Linked DNA regions of Mus musculus: region 1 is linked to region 2. A link is a loop called in an ENCODE intact Hi-C map of the cell type or tissue named here. Cell type or tissue: left cerebral cortex. All regions are shown on one strand. Each heading gives the region's core, and the rest is flanking DNA. Links, peaks and the distances in the headings are about the cores only.

The links. A loop is a pair of places that touch in the nucleus more often than their neighbours do. Peaks named below come from ENCODE experiments on the same cell type or tissue, not always from the same donor. Only the 100,000 strongest peaks of a DNase experiment are listed, where the experiment ranks them.
Region 1: a loop joins it to region 2, with 2.1 times the contacts of the local background. A loop is called at or near these places in 2 of 42 quality-filtered maps.

Annotation. Positions count from the first base shown.
Region 1 is chr4:119,287,761-119,296,987 of GRCm38, reverse strand. Ybx1 (Y box protein 1) reads left to right here and starts at 2,475. Exons shown (of 8, transcript NM_011732.2): 1 at 2,475-2,784; 2 at 3,183-3,246. The coding sequence starts at 2,625. In left cerebral cortex, for the core only: no CTCF peak of the experiment used is centred there; DNase peaks (open chromatin) are centred at 1,767, 2,363, 3,381 and 4,081; H3K4me3 peaks cover 3,609 bases; H3K27ac peaks cover 2,375 bases.
Region 2 is chr4:119,526,408-119,535,634 of GRCm38, reverse strand. It overlaps Frg2f1 (FSHD region gene 2 family member 1), which reads left to right. Exons shown (of 4, transcript NM_001004178.1): 2 at 1,826-1,894; 3 at 2,086-2,322; 4 at 3,887-5,327. The coding sequence starts at 4,335. The coding sequence ends at 5,018. It also overlaps the pseudogene Rnu6-ps2. Among named protein-coding and RNA genes, the nearest start is that of Frg2f1, 7.7 kb to the left of the region's middle. In left cerebral cortex, for the core only: a CTCF peak has its summit at 3,604; a DNase peak (open chromatin) is centred at 3,610.

The DNA.
Region 1 (9,227 bases), core at 558-8,557, 240 kb after region 2:
AGACAGCTGGTCTGCATAGTTCCAGGCCACCCAGAGCTACACAGTGAGACTCTTGTCTCAAAAAACCTACACCTTGGACTGTGATGAAAATGCTCATGTATTGATCGGGGTTAGGGAGGATGCCAGGGTGCGTCAGGGTGTGTTTCCAAAGCTGAGCCTGAGGAGAGGGGGACAAAGGAGAAGCTTTTTTGCAAAGGACATTCCTGGGATTTATTACCTTGCATTCCTTAAAAGCAAAAACCAGAATTGTGAGGAGATTCGCCTGGTGTTGGGGGAGGGCCTGTCCATCCTGGGGTGATTTTTTTGTTGTTTCTTTTTTTCTGAGATGATTTCTCTGTGTAGCCCTGGTTGTCCTGGCACTCTGTAGACCAGGTTGTCCTGGAACTAAGTGATCCACCTGCCTCTGCCTTCTGTATGCTGGGATTAAAGGTGCTTGCATCAGTGCATCCTAATGCTTCACCTTCAAAGCAAGAGGGCAGACAGATGAGGACATAGAACACTCCTAAGCAGCAAAGACAGATTGGACAGAATTGCTACTATCTCTCCACAGCAGTTAACGTTTATTCCTTTCAGCTGGGCATGGTGGCGCAGGCCTTTCATCCCAGCACTTGGGAGGCAGAGGCAGGCGGATTTCTGAGTTTAAGGCCAGCCTGGTCTACAGACTGAGTTCCAGGACAGCCAGGGCTGCACAGAGAAACCCTGTCTCGGAAAAAAAATTTTTTTTCTTTCCACATTTCTTGTATATGGTGTGCACACGCACATTCATGTGTGTGTGTGCGTGTGTGTGGACGCCCAAGGCTGATGTCCAGAATTGTTTCCCTTTGCTATTCCACCTTATTCATGGAGGCAGTCTCTCAATCAAACCCAAGGCTGGATGATAGTAGTATTGCAGGCGAGCTTGTTCTGGGGATCCAGGCTGAAATCCCAAGAGAGGGCTGCCATGCCCACTCAGCATTTATTCTGGGTATCTAAACTCCAGTCTTAACATCAGGACTGCAAGTGATCTAACCACAGAGCCACAGAGCCATCTCCACAGAGCCATCTCTCCAGCCCTGGTCTTGGTGGTGGTGGTGGTGGTGGGGGGGGGAATGAGACAGGGTTTCTCCTGGCTGTCCCTGAACTCACTTTGCAGACTAGCCTGGCCTCGAACTCAGAAATCCGCCTGCCTCTGCCTGCCAAGTGCTGGAATTAAAGGCGAGCGCCACCACAGCCCGTCGGATTTAGCGTTCTTTTTGTATTTCTAGTTCATGCTTTTATTTACTGGGAGCTAGGAGTATGCCACAGTGCTCGTGGGGAGGTCAAGCTACAGCTTACAGGAAGAGGCTATCTTTCTCTTTCCATTATGTGGAGCTGAAGGCAAGAACTCAGGTTTGGCCAAGTGCCTTTACACACAGAGCCATCTCAGGTCCTCTTGTTTCCCCCACTCCCATCCCTTCTCTCTCTGCAGCCCCTTCTCCAAGCAGCAGCCTTTTCTTTCTTTAACGATGCTACTCCTTACTTACACCGCGAAAGCTACACTGCTCACCGGTGATCAGGGGAAGAATCTCAGGTTAAAAACACCTCTGCCCACCTCTGATTCCTACTTCGATTGGTTTCCTTTATTTGCAGTCTCCGTGAGACCCTATCTTTTCTAGGCCTTTGCACAAACCTACCTTTGCCTGAAATGTCACCACCCAACTCTTCCTGCTCCCACTCCCCAAACGCTGTGCTCACCCAACCAAGAAGTGGTGGGCGTTTAAAATTCCACCATCAGAAAGCAGAAACTAACTGGCAAACTACTTCAATCCCCAGTCAATAGTAGATGCGTAATAAAGAATGAATGAAGGTAGGCGGAGGGCTTCAGAAAGAAGGCAGCGTGTGTTTTACAGTGTATAAAAACAAGGATAGCAATCCTTGTCTACAGTGCTTAGTTTATAAAGTCAAAAACCCTAACATCCAATAAATGTGAGGCGAAATTAAATCTGATTTGTGGCCAGTATGAAATACATTTCCTCGGACGCCGGGGGAAACGATCACCCCCGCCCTGAACACGCTGAGTCGTGGCAGCTCCAGCGCCTGCGTGGTCCCTCCAAGGTGACTGGATCACCAAAAGCCTGACCCATTAAGGAGGCCCCGGCGTTCACCCAGCCGTGGGAAGGAGCCCCTTCTAGGAGGCCGGAGTAGGCCCGGCGATCGCGGCCCACGTGCGCGACGAGCGCAGCCCCATCTGGGAACGTTCCCTCTGCGCGTCCTCCCGGTACTCTATGGTGCTCACGGCCGAGGCTCTCATTCTAGTTCCGGTCTCTATGGCGGCGGAGGCCTGAGAAGCTGTGGGTCGGGCGAATTAGTCGCTAAAGATACCAATGAGAGCGCAGGAGCCGCGGAGCGTGAGCCAATAGGCGCTAGAGACCCGGTCAGGTGGTGAGATGGACAACGATGCGGACCAATGGGGGAGGACGAGGGCGGGTCTATCGCGGGGCTTATCCCGCCCGTCCCGCCATTCTCGCTAGTTCGATCGGTAGCGGGAGCGGAGAGCGGACCCCAGAGAGCCCTGAGAGCCCCACCGCCGCCGCCGGCCTAGTCACCATCACACCCGGGAGGAGCCGCAGCCGTCGCCGCCGGCCCCAGTCACCATCACCGCAACCATGAGCAGCGAGGCCGAGACCCAGCAGCCGCCCGCCGCCCCCGCCGCCGCCCTCAGCGCCGCCGACACCAAGCCCGGCTCCACGGGCAGCGGCGCGGGTAGTGGCGGCCCGGGTGGCCTCACATCGGCGGCGCCCGCCGGCGGGGACAAGAAGGTCATCGGTGAGCGCCAGAAGGGACCGGGGATGGGGCCGCGGGCCGGACCGTTAGGCGACGCGGCCCGAGCCACGGACTACGCGGCCGCCCCTCCCCCCCGAGGCCCGCGGCGCGCGCACACCGGGATCCCGCCGCTGCTCCGGCCGCCGCCGCCCCTCCCCCGCGCCCACCCGCCCCGGGGCCTCGTGCTGGGGTCCCCGCCCCGCCGCCTACGCAGCCGGAGGAGCGCGGGCTGCTTCCCCGGCCCTCACGTGCTCGCCTCCCGGGCGCACACCCACCTCGGACCCGCGCTACCCGGCGCACCCACGTGTGCGGCGAGGGCGGCGGCCCGGGCCTGCGGCTAGATCCTGGACCGACTTCCAGGGCCAGCCGGTGATTGGACGTTGTTGTGCTTTGTTTTCCAGCAACGAAGGTTTTGGGAACAGTCAAATGGTTCAATGTAAGGAACGGATACGGTTTCATCAACAGGTGAGATGCCGGGGTGGAAAGCTCGCGTCCGCCTCCTGCATGGGCCAGAGCCACCGCGGGCATGACAGGGTGGGGGATTGGGACCCTGTGTTTCTTCCTTGGGTGACGGGATTAGCGGGTCTGTAGACTCGCTTTGTGTTGCTGTTAAGTACCGATCTTGAGCTAGCCTCAAAAAGCTTTGGCACAAAGCAGGTCAAGGCAGGCGCGTCGCATGAGCCATGCCTTAACAGTTACCTTGCATCAAACTGAGGCAACTCCAGGCTAAGCACGCTTTTAACCTTGACATCCCTTTCTGCTTTGAAATTGCTATGTAAGAATGTGACCCGCTAATTAACATACAGGTGATCTTTCACCTTGTTAACCTCTCGGGGAACGGGATTTGACATGTCAGTTGCCTGAGATGTTATCTGTACTGTAAGGTTATGTTGCCTTTGTTTAGACTACTCGAATATTCAGTCCATTTAGTACCTCGAGCACATTTTTCCTATAGACCTTCTGTAGCCAAAGAGGGCTCTTCTTATTTGTCCAAACGACGAGTAACGTATCTGAAAGGAAATGGTTCTTCCTCATTTTTTATTTCTCTTACTTCCTTGTCAGGGAATCATGCTGATCAAATCAATTTTTGTTATAGCTTGCTGGAGTGGCCATAAGTCCTTGGGAACTTAGCCTTCGTTGTATTTGGCTTAGAGTTGTAAACTATACCTTCATAGATCCAGAGAAGGGTTTGTAGACGGCGGTGGTAAGTGCAGGCGCTGCCTGCACTCTGGGCTCCCTTGTGAGCCCGGCATCTTTTTCAAGATGGCTGCCAAGGCTAGTGCAGTTGCATGGGTGTAGAGCCCCGCGAGTGCCAGCAGCAATCCTGGCCGTACAGCTGTGATACTTGGCGCCATTTCAGCATTTTCTCTTACATGCTCGCTTAGAAGGCGTTAAATAAGTAGATGGTGAAGAGAGCGCTACAGAGTGGCACAGTGCTCGTGAATGGGCAGCTATAGGCTTTTAAAATAACGGAGTGATGAAAAACATTCACTGATGAACCCCACACAGTCGTGGAAACACTCAAGCAAAAGCGATTACAATCACTTAATGGACTGTTCTCTACAGTTGCAATTAGAGGGAAACATTTTGTTTTTCCAGACTCTAGGATTTCTCCTGTCACGGGCAGTTTGCCTTTCTGACCATGTGTCCTGGGTTCCTTCCCCCCCCCCCCCCCCCCCGGGTTACTAGTGAGCAAAGAAAAAAAAATGTAAGGCTTTGGTGCTTGTGGGGTTGACGTCCTGGTGGCTTTTAAAGTGGTCCTTATTCCTGGTTGGGTTAAAATGTTCATCCTGATGGTCCCAGGTGATGCGGAGAATAGTCTGCTCTCACCTTCCAGAGGACAATTTTAACCCTCAGTCCATTATAACTAGCTAGCCCTCCTTAGCAGCCCTTCCAGTTAGGCAAATTGTGGTTTTTGTATGTGTTTAATACATTTTAATATTTGTCTGGGCTTGTCACATTTTTTTGAAGTAGTGTCTATCTAAGATGTGTATACCTCAGTTTTACATTGTACATTATGTAGGTTACAGCACTTACCATCAACTTTGTTGATCATCCTTCCGGACAAGTTAAATGTAAATTGGCTTTTGATGACTCTTTGTTAGACTGCCTTAACCTCAATTACTATTTAACTGCTTAAACTGTGCTTTGTTTCTAAGCAGGCCATTATGTTAATGCTGTGGTTTTTAAATGAGATACACTGTAAATTCTGGTTCCTGTGAGCTAAAGGTTTGTCCTAGTTAGGAAAAGTATAGGGTATGAAACAGTGGAAATAACTTGACTCCAGAGGTGGTCAACCTGTGTAAAATGGGAGATTCAGTTATTGCAATGCACTGAATTCTGGATTATATATTCTAGGTTCTTTAGCTATTTTATAAACTACGTGGAAGATTTCATTTCTGCCTTTAGAGAGAGGTTTGTTGACTGGTGAATTCTTACAACTTGGTCAGAAATCTTTGTCCTAAGGCTTTTCTTTTGTTTTTTTGGGGGGGGGGGATTGGAGGGGGTTGAGACAGGGTTTCTCTGTGTAGCCCTGGCTGTCCTGGACCTCACTCTCTAGACCAGGCTGGCCTTGAACTCAGAAATCCGCCTGCCTCTGCCTCCCGAGTGCTGGGATTAAAGGCGTGCACCACCACGCCTGGCCCCGGAACTCACTTTTTGTAGACCAGGCTGGCCTCGGAATTTAGAAATCTGCCTGCCTCTGCCTCCCAAGTGCTGGGATTAAAGGCGTGGGCCACCACTGCCCAGCAGGCTTTTATTTTCAAATGCTGGTTTTATTGTAAATTTTTCAAATAAAGGGACTGTGGATTTAACTCCTTTGACTTTAGTATAGAGTGTCTAGTGTTCCTAAAGCTCTGGGTTTGAGCCATAGCACTGCATTAAGAAAGCATGGTGATGCATGCATGTAATCCCGTGAGTCGTGCTCTGCTACTTGAGTGAGTTGAAAGACAGCCTGGGTAAGACACTGCCCTCACTGCCTTCATAACATTAAATGCCTGAGGTGGTGGTACATGCCTTTAATCCCTGCACTCAGGGAGACCCTGTTTCAAAAAACAACAAAAAGAACCATAGAGGCATTATAATCTAGGAATTTAAAAAAATCATTTGTTTTATCACTTTTGTATACTGTGTTGAGAAAAAAAAACATGTAACTTAATCTATTTGCATACCTTCTGCAAATAACGTTCAGTTTATTAGATGTAGAGAATGGTTCTTAATCCTGAAACACTTGATAGGAGAAAAGCATGAATCAAGAACATTTTTCAGCCGGGTGTGGTGGCGCATGCCTTTAATCCCAGCACTTGGGAGGCAGAGGCAGGCGGATTTCTGAGTTCGAGGCCAGCCTGGTCTACAGAGTGAGTTCCAGGACAGCCAGGGCTAGACAGAGAAACACTGTCTGCAAAAACCAAAAAAAAAAAAAAATCAATGGGATGTATGTATCTTATATGGTGGCAAAAGTCAGGGTTGGGATTGTGGCTCAGTGATGGGATTAGGCATTCAGAACACCACAGAGGTTCGGCTTGTCATCTCAGCCTTTACATAGAAATCCTTCCTTTTTTATCTTTTTCTTTGAACCAGTCTGTTACTTAAAAGGTTGCATGCATGTTTGTGTGTGAGGGCATATCTGTGCTATAAACACTTGTGTACAGGTCAGAAGACAGACTTGCGTCTGAATTTTACATGCTTTGTGGGGGCGTGGACTCTGTTGTCAGGCTTGCCCTGGAAGCATTTTCTCCAGGTGAAGCCATCTTCATTGGCCTATGTGCATAGCATAGACCTTTTCACCCATGGTCTAAAATAAAAGCTTTATGTCTTTAAAACTTAATACTATCAGTGTTAGTCTTCCTTTGGGGACCCTCCCTCTTGGGGTTTTACTGTATGTTAAGTAGTTACTGCAAATTAACAATTGTGTGAACAGTATTTATTCAAGGTTTGTTAAGTGATTAAGATTTTAAAACCTTGGAGACTTAAGTACTGTTCCATGGAAACACAAGTTTGAATGATTTGTCCTAAAACAGGAAGTAGTAGGAGCAGGATTTGAACTTACTCTTCTGGAGTATTTGTTCAACAACTGTTGTGTTGTACTCTGAAAATAGATCCTAGCCATTTTCAGTTTGGAGCTTGTCCACATGGTTAGGTAATTTCTTAGGGTGACTGACTATTCTTAGCTATTTAAAGACTTTGTACGTGACCTACACTGGAGTCTTTGTTTCTTGACACTAGTCCTCAGGTGTGACAGGTTGCCTACCTTTTATTGTATTCCAAAAGGCCGGGAGTTGCCATGAATTCTGGTTTAGTGTGCGCAAGTCAGTCAGCTTTGCGAAGTAAAAACTTGTTTACTGTCCCATGCTAAGAGTGAAATGCAGTTGAGGAATTAAAGGAGAAAATATTGGACCTCTTCCGACTTTTTGAGTTTTGAGGTAATAAGGAAATGTGTCTTTTCAGGGAGTTGGTGAGATTATAGATGTGTGCCACCAGACCTAGTGGTGTCACCTTGGTTGGATTTTTTTGGGGGGGGGGACTTAATTACTTTTGCACTGTGGCTATCTTCAGAAGAGGGCATCAGATCCCATTACAGATGGTTGTGAGCCACCATGTGGTTGCTGGGATTTGAACTCAGGACATCTGGAAGAGCAGTCAGTGCTCTTAACCACTGAGCCATCTCCATCCAGCCCATTGGTTGTTTGGGTTTTTGGTTTTTTTTTTTGTTTTTTGTTTTTTTTAAGATTTATTTATTTTTATTATATGTAAGTACACTGTAGCTGTCTTCAAACACTCCAGAAGAGGGGGTCAGATCTCATTACGGATGGTTGTGAGCCACCATGTGGTTGCTGGGATTTGAACTTCAGACCTTTGGAAGAGAAGTCTGGTGCTCTTACCAACTGAGCCATCTCACCAGCCCCCCCCCCCTTTTTTTTTAAAGATTTATTTATTTTTATTATATGTAAATGGGTTTTGGTTTTTGAGACAGGGTTTCTCTGTGTGCTTTACTGCTTAGCTGAAGATCCACTCTGGTGGGATGGGCTAGTGTCTTGATTTTCATGCTCTTTAGTCACCAACAGGACCAAAGGTGGCACATTAAACAATACAAGAAAGCCCACTTGGGCACGGCCATGAAGACCAACCCCTTAGAAGGTGCTTTTAAATGCCAACGCAATTTTGCGTCCAGCTCATCAAGAGCAGCAAGGAAATGACAGCTTTTGCCCAGTGATTGTTGGTTTGGCCCAAAGGATGATGCAGTGGCGGCGTTCCTAGAGTCCAGTTTAAGTGGCTAGTGCATCTCTCTTGCCCCTGTGAGAAAGCAAGATCAGAAGCATAAATAGTTATCGTAGTAATACATTTTTACATTCCAAAAAAATTTAGCTGAGTGTATATTATAATACTGGCAAAGCTTAAAGTACTTTGTTACAGTGTCCTTGGTAAAAGTGAATATTTTGTAGATTGGAAAGGTTTTGACCAAAATTTCTTGGGCTTTTAAAGTCATTCTGTTTCTATCTCAGAAGTCTCTTAACATGTATCTATTAAAATTGGTGTTGCACAAGAAGGCCTGAGGACTCCTTGACTGTGTAAGGAAGGGACTTGCAGAAGTTGACCGAATGCTGGGGCTCTCGGCTTGCACACAAGTGCATTAATTAATCATTTTAAGATGACTGAAGTCAACTTACATAGTCACTAACTTGGAACCAAATCCTTGAGTTGTTGTTCTTTCCCTCTTTTTGCCAGGTAGAATCATTTGCTCTTAAAATGTTGTAGAAAGAGCAGTGAGTTCCTTGTGTTCCTTACAGTGAGGCTCGCTGGCGTTAGATGTCCTTCAGGCTTGTCTGAACCCTACGGTCCTGTCTGAGAAATAAGTCTGCCTAGAAAACAAGTAAGGAATTAAGTGGGATTTGTGATTTTAGGGTAAGCTTCAAGGCTTGGAATTATAGTTCTAATAAGATGTGGGGCAATTTGTTGAGAATAATCTTCAACTTAAGTAGGTACTATTTAAGGCAGTAATGTGTGTAAAAAAGCACTTCCTAGGTTACTTGGTGTTTGTCAATTCCTGGCACCACCATGGATGGTTTGCTTTTAAGAACCTCGCTGGTAATTGTAGGGAGCTAGAGTTTGAATGATAGGCATCCACGAAAAGTTTGAGAGGTTTATTAGAACACTCAGCATATTTGCCTAGTATGTGGCACAGGCAGTAATAAAAGGGGGAAACTGCATTCAGTGCTGAGAACAAATTGCCACAGGTTGTATTTCAGTTCAGTGCTTGGTGAAGATGGTGGTAGGTAGGGATTAATGATGCCCCTTATGACCAAATTGTGAGGATTAAATGGTGTGTAGAGAACACCTAGTATAATGTTTACAACTTGATCTCTGTGTGTGCATCACATGTTTGCCTGGTGCCCACAGAGCCCTTAAAAGGGAATTGAATCTCCTGGAGTTGGAGTGTCAGTTGAGTG
Region 2 (9,227 bases), core at 349-8,348:
TGAGCACAGATTGACAGGGTGTTTGACAAGTGGGACTCCACAGCCACTTAGACAGAAAGATTCCTTCTGATCCTTTTCTCTGTTTGTTACAAAAGGCTCGGGGAAATGGGAAATAGGTTTAAAATGAGCCAAGATTTGCAAGAGGGAGAAGGGAGAAACGTGATGCAAGGCCTTCTCATTTCCAGCTCTTGAAGAGCCTTCCAAATTTCCTGGTTATCTTTATCTAACACATAATTCCTTGTATTAGATGTAAAATGTAAAAAGTTACACAGTGGCCACTGGGAAGCTCTTAATACTGCTTACAGCTGCTTAATGACAACACTTGAGTATTAGTCACTCTGCATACTTAAAGAGCGGTCAGCAGTCATTTATCAAGTGCCTACTCACTCCAGGCATTGCGTTAAATATCAAGGAGTTAAGCCTGAATAGATAAACAGTTCGTTCAATGCAAGTCAGCAGAGACTAGTATGTGTGCCATGGAAACAGGGATGAGGCAAACTGTTCAATTGGGTGCAGGAAGCTGTAGGCCTGGAGAGACAAAGGAAACTTCCCCCTCGAAAGGTAAGGGTGGGGTTCAGGCAATAAATGAGCAGAAGTGTGCTATCTAGAGACAGTGGCAAGCTTGGGAATAAAGAAAAACTCAAGTGGGGTGAGAACACCTTGTACAAAAGTGGGAAAGGTTGGGTAGATAGAAGAAGAGGCAAGCTACAGAAATAGGAGTCTTATAAAAGGTCATTAAATACTCATGGCTAATGGCAATAACTATCGCCTGGAGCTAGACCACATTGCTCTATGTAAACTCTCCTTAAACTGAATTCTTCCCTCTGATAGCTTGGCTTTAGTTTCTGACTATTGGTAAAACAAAAGTTAGTTTTCACATCCTATAGGAGCCAAGCAGTTTCTGTAGAAAGGGCCATCTTGGACTCAAGTCCACCACCACCAGTAATAGCCAAAATAATTTATTTGCTAATCTGATAGCAAATGTGCACAGACACACACACACATATACACACACGCACACACAAATCCTTCTCTGTTCCTTGTAACTTGCTTCAAACCTTGGCTCACCTCCACTCTCAGAATCAACTGAGCTAATTAAAAACATAATGAGAGACACAAAGGCACCAAGACAGCTGAGCAAACATAAGCCAATGAGCCGCCTGAATGAAGTATTTACATTAGAGGTAAGCAATCGCGTAGATGAAATGTTGGCCCTCGGAAGAGTCAGTCAGTGGCTGTTCAAGGGGGATCTCCTCTCCATCAATGACTCAGATTTTAGGGAGTGTTAAAATGAATGGAACCTGCATAGCAGAGAAATGGCAACCAGGTAGTATAACTTGATCCTCTGGGTGCAAATTTGGAAGTTAAATTATTAGCTCTGAGGTATAACATCGTTGGCTGATTTTGTGTTGAATGAACTAAGTGGGACCCTTTGGGAAGCTCCTGTGCTGGAGGAGAGTGATAAAGGCGTACTGATAACCTATTGAATATTCTTCATGGACCGCATAATCGACCCTTTGTGAGACTTTATTTAATCTTTACCACAAAACTAGGAGGTGTCCCTCTCAATTTTGAAGAAGAGCCAGCAGAGTCAGGATTTGAACCCAGAACCACTTGATGCTTAGCATTTGTTCTGCCCATTTTCTTTTTTTTTTGGGGGGGGGGTTGTTTTGTTTTGTTTTTTGTTTTTTGAGACAGGGTTTCTCTGTGTAGCCCTGGCTGTCCTGGAACTCACTCTGTAGACCAGGCTGGCCTTGAACTTAAAGGCGTGCGCCACTATGGTCGGCTGTTCTGCCCATTTTCAAAAGACTCTCCAACCCCACAGGCATTGTTTCTACTGATATGAAAATTGCAACCTCCTGGGGCTAGCCACTGCAAGAAGACGTCTTAGCGGGTGAGTACCACAGAGACAGTATAATTGACTATATTACCATTCCCAAATGCTTAGGGTACCTCTCAAGGTTGGGTTAGATCTTCCCACTGAGAGCAGAATTGACCTTGTGACCTGTATCACCTAATAGATTAGGAATATCTGTATGAGACAAGCCTCCAGTCAGTGTGCCAAATTATGCTGTCCATTCCTAGCTGTCCTGATGACCATTGCTGCTCAGGGTAAAGGCTGTTCCATCTGCAGCAGACCCAGAATGGAAAACATGTGCAGCAAAGCCACAGCAGACCTGGGAAAGACCCAACAAATGAGGACAACCACCCATTGGACCACTGAGAGAGAGCTGAGAGTCACGGCAGCAACGTAACAGAGCTTATACAGACTGTTTCTGAACCCTTTTCTGGAACGTCTTAAAGTGCTGGCATCCTTTCCAGGTAAAGAGATTGTCCGGGGAATATTACAGAAAAAAGAAATAGGACATAGCAAAATTAAATTTGATTTTGATCTACGGGCGATAGCGGGCCTTTTTTTTTTTTTTTTTTTAAAGATTTATTTATTGATTATTTGTAAGTACACTATAGCTGTCTTCAGACACTCCAGAAGAGGGAGTCAGATCTCGTTATGGATGGTTGTGAGCCACCATGTGGTTGCTGGGATTTGAACTCTGGACCTTCGGAAGAGCAGTCGGGTGCTCTTACCCACTGAGCCATCTCACCAGCCCAGATAGCGGGCCTCTTTAAGCCTTGTTGTGCTCCAGGACCTAGGGAAGTAACGCTGAACTTTAGAATTCAGTCCCTGTTTTTGAGACAGACGATGCCCCCTGTCTCTAAACATGGTACCATCATTGTACCTGGCACCCGATAGGCAGTCTCCATATTTTTGTCAAACTAATGTTGTATAATGATCTAGACCTGTAACTTGGATCTCCTAACTCACTGCAAATGCTCTTGATGTGCTACTGTTTGTTGCCAACTTGGGCTAGGGGATTGTTGCTCTTTGTTTGTTTTTTTCTAGACAGGGTTTCTCTGTATAGCCCTGGCTGTCCTGGAACTCACTCTATAGACCAGGCTGGCCTCGAACTCAGAAATCCACCTGCCTCTGCCTCCCAAGTGCTGGGATTAAAGGCGTGCGCCACCATGCCCGGCTGTTGTTCATTTTTTTATGTTGTATTTTTTATTTATTTAAAAGCCACACAAATGGAGAGTGGGACAGGGGCTCTGGAGGCCTGGAGTGGGGAAGAGTTCATTAAAGGCACACACATACATCCTCCCAGGGCATTAAGAGCTGTAGAAAACGGGGGGGGGAGGGGGGGTGTTCCAGAGAGCTTGGTAATTGGCTTAGTAGAGTTGATAATGGGACTGGACAAAGAAGACATGGAGGTTAACCCTAAACTCAGATACATCAGGACAGAGAGTCACAAGGCTTAACATTTCCTAGGTATCTTCAAAGAGGAAGGAGCAGTGACTTAAAGACTTCTGTGGTAGGCTAACCCATACCCTAGAATGTGTGAGGCCTTTAGTTCAATCCCTAGTATTGAGATAGGGTTGAGGGAAAAAAATACTTCCACAGGATATTCTTCATGCAACCATTGAGAGTATGGCTGAATAAGCCTGGCCTAATCTGTGGATGAGTCCCCCAAAGCAAGAAGAGATTCAACCTGTTTATTACTGTTTCCTTAAAGAGTCAAGGTACTACAAAGATAAAAGCAGTAGCTAGGGGGCAGTATGGCATAACCATGACCAAAAACATGGGCTCCCCATCTACAGGTAAAATCAACCTGGAGATCAGTAACATTAGTTGGGCGATTTCTTAATTTCTCTTAGCTCAATTTTCTCATCTGCAAATTGAAATAATAATAGTAGCCGCTGGATAGGTGCATGGTGAATTAACAGAAACCACACTGTGAGTACTAACTGTTCCTAGTTCCTTGTTTCACCCCTAGAGGAAGGAATTTAATCTGACTGAGGCTGAGGGTCTTAACACAGTTTGCTTATACAGGAACATTTGAGTTTAGCCTTGAAAAATGAATGGGAGCTTGAAGCAAGACACATGGGAGAGTGGTTCCAGGAATTAAAGGCCCAGAGTTGGAAGGCCTGCTTCTATTTTGAATCTCTAAACTGGGAACACACACCTTTAATCCAGATCTTTGGGAAGACCCACCTATAATCCAGGCCATGCCTTCTGCTAGAGGCCTTATAAAGAACATGAAAGATGGAAGCCTCTGTCTTTGCCGGCTTGTTCTCCCCTTGCTAGCCAGTATCTTCCCCCACTGGCCTTGCATCAGACTTGATTGGGATTCCAGCATATAGTGAAGACCACCTTAGACATCCAGCCTTGTGAAATAAACAACTACTGGACTCTTGGATATTTTGTTCACAAGCAACCACTGTTGGATTAGCCAGACAACAAGCTGGAAGAAGAGAAAGCCTTTCAGTTCAACCTGAGCATGGATTCAGAAACACCCCATCCAGGCCCTTCCTGTCAACTGCTGGACCTCCCCACTGGACCACAGACCACCTCTGTCAGGACATTAGGATCAGAACCAAGTAAAAATGAGCAGAGGTCCAGCCAATCAGACAGCAATTCCAGAAAGCACACTGAAGAATCAGCTCAGATGGTGGAAACACCCAGGAAAAGAAGACGCTCTTCCAAGGACTCCAGCCTGGTCAGAATAGGAAATGAGGGCAGCTTGCATGGGAAAAAGAGACACAAGACTTCAGTAAAGAAGACTGAGCCAAAAGCCAATGGTCACCAGGATGGATTAGCCCATTGCCCAGAACCTCAGGATACAGACCCACCACCCATTCGGAAGAGCCTGGTGAGCTTTCTGCGGGGGAAGTCTGAGGAGATTTATAGAGACACAGTCCAGATGCAGGCCCAGAAGCTTGGCTCCCTGCTCACCCCTGAGCAGCTCTCTCAGCTCAGACAGCTCTCAGAGTCTCTGACTGCCATGGTATACAGCCTTCTACAGCATGGCCAACCAGGAGGCTTTGCCTTCCCTGCTGAGGGCTGGCTTGTCCCAGCCCCCATGGCTGCCCCTCAGGAGCTGTCTGGCAAGGAATCTCAGAGTCCTTTGATGGAGGGAGGAGAGAAGATAACAGATCCTGCCATCCCATCAGACAAGTCCTGAGCCAAGGCCATGAGACCATCCTAAGCAGAGTCACATCTCGAGACACCAAAGAACCGTTCCATCTCCCTGTCTACACTGCCTGTGGCACTCACCCTCTCTGTGTGAACATGTAACAGGCACATCGATGAGAAGAAGAGTTTGAAATGCTTATCTGGATTATGAACTGTGTTTCTCTGGGACCTAAGATTCAAGTGCTAAATGCACAGTCGATCCGTGCTTCCTTTGGATATTTTGCTAAGTGTGTGTTAGATTTGTATACTTATATTGTAGCGTGGCAAATAAATACTGATTTACCAGAAAAAAAAAAAAGAATAAAGGCCCAGCTCTGTATTTCAAGTGAAACCTAACTGAGGTCCTCTTCCCTGTCTCGCACTCCCCAGGGTTTGGTGAGGTGGTGATTGAGACTCGTAGACTAACTACATCACAGCCAAACCTCCTCTGCCCAGTCCTATTTATTACATTCCTCACTAAGGCTGGTCACAAAAGCCCTCCCTCCCCTCAAAACCGTACCTCTCGCCTTTTGGAGTTGGTTTCCCGAGGCATCTAACAAGATAGTAGTGTTTATGTTCATGATGTAGGAACCTCTCTATGAAGAACCAGCTAGAGGAAACATTAACTTCCATGCTAAAACATCACAGATTGTCTACCACTGTTCTTTATCTTCTTACATCTGAGTCTCCACATGCATTCAGTCTTGGATGATAAACGGAAGGTTTGCTGTGGTTTGGGAATGAAACACCCTCCCAGGCTCCTGTGATTACTACTTAGTCCCCATGTGTGGCCTCTTTGGGGGAAATGTTATGATGTGGGGCCTCGTTGGAGGAAGTAGGTGACTACAGGCTGTGCTTTAAAGGTTATACACCTTGTCTCTACCCCCCCTTCCCATCTGCCACGAGGGGAGCAGCCTCCCCATCCAGACCTCCTGTCACCATGCGGTTCTGCCCAAGTATGGAAACTATAAGCCAAAATCAATCTTTCCTCCTTTAGGTCGGTTGTAGTAGTTACGTTGTCACAACAAGAAGAAAGCCAATGAGCACAACGTTCTAAATGTATATAGTTCCTTAGTTTCTCAAATTATACATCTCAGAAAGCTTCAATATGCAAATGACAAGAAATGACAAGAACTCCTTAGATTCATCACCCAACTGTGACAGCTACCGGATGACAGGCAGGCAGTCTCCAGCCTGCCCTCACCCTCACCTTGCCCCTTCTATGTAACTCTGAAGCAAACTCCAGACATCAAAGAAATTAATGCACTCCTGTCTTCAAATACACCTACAAAAGATTTGAATTCTCTTTACAGCAAAATGGTATCATGCTTACAATCCTAAAATGAATTTCTGAAGTTACCGGTATTGAGATATGTGTTTTTAATATATTTTATTTCATCTGTGTATACTAACTTACATGGCACTGGTTACATAAGGACACTTACACACACTGTATCCTTCCATGGGCCTACTCTCCCTCCTCACTGGTCCCTCTTCTTAACTCTCTGCTGTCCTGTTAATTACCTTCTCCCCTGATGGTTTCACTTCATATAATATATGTACACATGACTTTATATGCCCACATAAAATCTAGGAACTGCAATAAGAGAAAATACAATATCCACCTTTCTGAGACCGCCTTATATTGCCGCTAGACACATCCATTCTCCTGTAAATGATATGACTTCACTCTTTATGGCTAAAGAATTTATGGCTAAAAATATATCCTTTCTGGCCAGTGCCTGGCAAATACAGAAGTGGATGCTCACAGTCATCTATAAGATGAAACACAGGGCTCCTAGTGGAGAAGCTAGAGAAAGCATCCAAGAAGCTGAAGGGGTCTGCAACCCTATAGGTGCAACAACAATATGAACTAACCAGTACCCCCAGAGCTCGTATCTCTAGCTGCATATGTAGCAGAAGATGGCCTAGTCGGCCATCATTGGGAAGAGAAGCCCCTTGGTATTGCAAACTATATATACCCCAATACAGGGGAACACCAGGGCCAAGAAGCGGGAGTGTGTGGGTAGGGGAGCAGGGCGGAGGGGGGGTATAGGGAACTTTCGGGATAGCATTTGAAATGTATATAAAGAAAATATCTAATAAAAAATAAAAAATATATCCCTTCTGTATGCCTACAGCACATTTTCTTTACCCATCCCTCTGTTGATGGGTGCCTAGGTTGTTTCCACAACTAGCTTTTGTAAGTGTTGTTGTAATAAACATGGATGTGCAAGTGTGGTGACCTGGAGTTCCCTGGGTAAATACTCAGAAGTGATACAGCCGGATTGCAGGACAGATCTGCTTTTAGTTTTTGGAGGACCCTCCAGGCTGAATTCCAGTGCCCTGGCTGGAATCGTATCCCCAATAGCAGGTCATAAACGTTGTTTGGTCACATCTTTGGCTACATTTGTTGTTATCTTCTTAGTAACAGCCATTCTCACTGGACATAGATGGAATCTCAGTGTCATTTTGTGTTTCTCGGGTTACCAGGGAGTTTGAACATTTTTTTCTTTTTTTAAAAATATGGAACACATCATGAATTTGCATGTCATCCTTGCACGGGGGCCATGCTAATCTTCTCTGTATCGTTCCAATTTTAGTGTATGTGCTGCTGAAGCTAGCACAAGTTTGAATAATTTTCTTTTTATTATTATTATTATTTGTTTTTGTTTTTATTTTCGAAACAGGGTTTCTCTGCATAGCCCAAAAATCAGAAATCTACCTGCCTCTGCCTCCCAAGTGCTAGGATTAAAGACGTGCACCACTACCGCCCGGCTTGAATAATTTTCATTCATACAAGTAATTGATCATTTGTACTTCATCTTTTGAGAATGTCTGTCCATTTCATTAGCACATTCATCCATTCATTCACTCTCATTCATTCATTCATTCATTCATTCATTCATTGTAAGACAAGGTCTGGAATATCTCGGGCTATCTTTGTATAAGATATATATACCTGAAGATGACCTTGAACATCTGATCCTCCTGCCTCTACCTCCCAAATGCTCAGCTTACAGGTGTGTAGTGGCATTCCACTACACCCAACTAACTGGTTCATTAACCCTATCGTTTGATTTCTTGTTATTTAGGATCTCTAGTCCTTTGTGTAGTCTAGATAGCATTCCTCTGTCCCGTGTGCAGCTAGTGAAGATTTCCTCCATCTGTGAGCTGACCCCCACCCCCACCTCCATTAGCTGTTTCCTTCGCTGCGCACAAGCCTTCATTTCACAAAATCTCACTTGTCTGTTGTCCATATTATTTCTGAGTGACGCCTGTGCAGGAAGTCCTTATTGATACCCGTAACTTGAGGTGTACGTCTTGCTTTTCTCTCTAATAGTAACAGAGATTCACGTCATTTTACAGTTTTTGATCCTTTTGGAGTGGAGTTATACGCAGGGTGAGTGATAAGGGTCTAGCTTCATTCTTCTCCGTGCTGACATCCTGCACCATTTGTTGAAGATGCTGTCTTTTCCATAGTGCATATTTTGGGCATGTTTGTTGAAAATCAAGCAGCTGTTGCAGATCTCGGCCTGAGGCACACAAACCCCTGTCTTACAATTTTAAAAAAATGAACAGATAAGTAAATAAATGCACTAGTGAAATGGACACTCACAGTACAGGAAGTACAAATGATCAATAAACATGATGGGTTTTCCGTTGTATCCTGTTGAGCTGGGTCCCGTGAAGCTACATATCTGGTTTTGGTACTTAGGTTCTACTGCAGCACTTAAAATCAGATATGGTGATATTCCCAGCATTCCTCCTTTTTCTTAGGATCCAGGCTCCTTTTTGTTTCCATGTGGATTTTAAGACTTTTTTTTTCTCTTTCTGTTAAAATAAAATGCTGATGAAATTTTAATGGGACTGTGTTGAAACTGTAGGCTGCCATTGTCAAGATAACCATTTCACAATATTAATTCTTCCTGTGAGCATGGAAGGTCTTTCAACCCTCTAGCATCTGGCTGGATTTCTTCAGTGTTATAAAGTTTTTATTGTGGGGTTGTTTACTTCCTGGGTTAGGTTTACTCCAAGATAGGTGGCAGTCACCACCTCTTCCTCTTCTCACACTCTTTGCAATTATGAGTGGAGTTTTTTTTTTTTTTTTCTTGGCATGCTTATCTACAGGAAGGCTACTGATCTTATATCTTGATTTTATGTCCTGCCACTCTGCTGGAAGTGGTTATCATATCTAAGTTTTCCTGGTAGTCTTTAG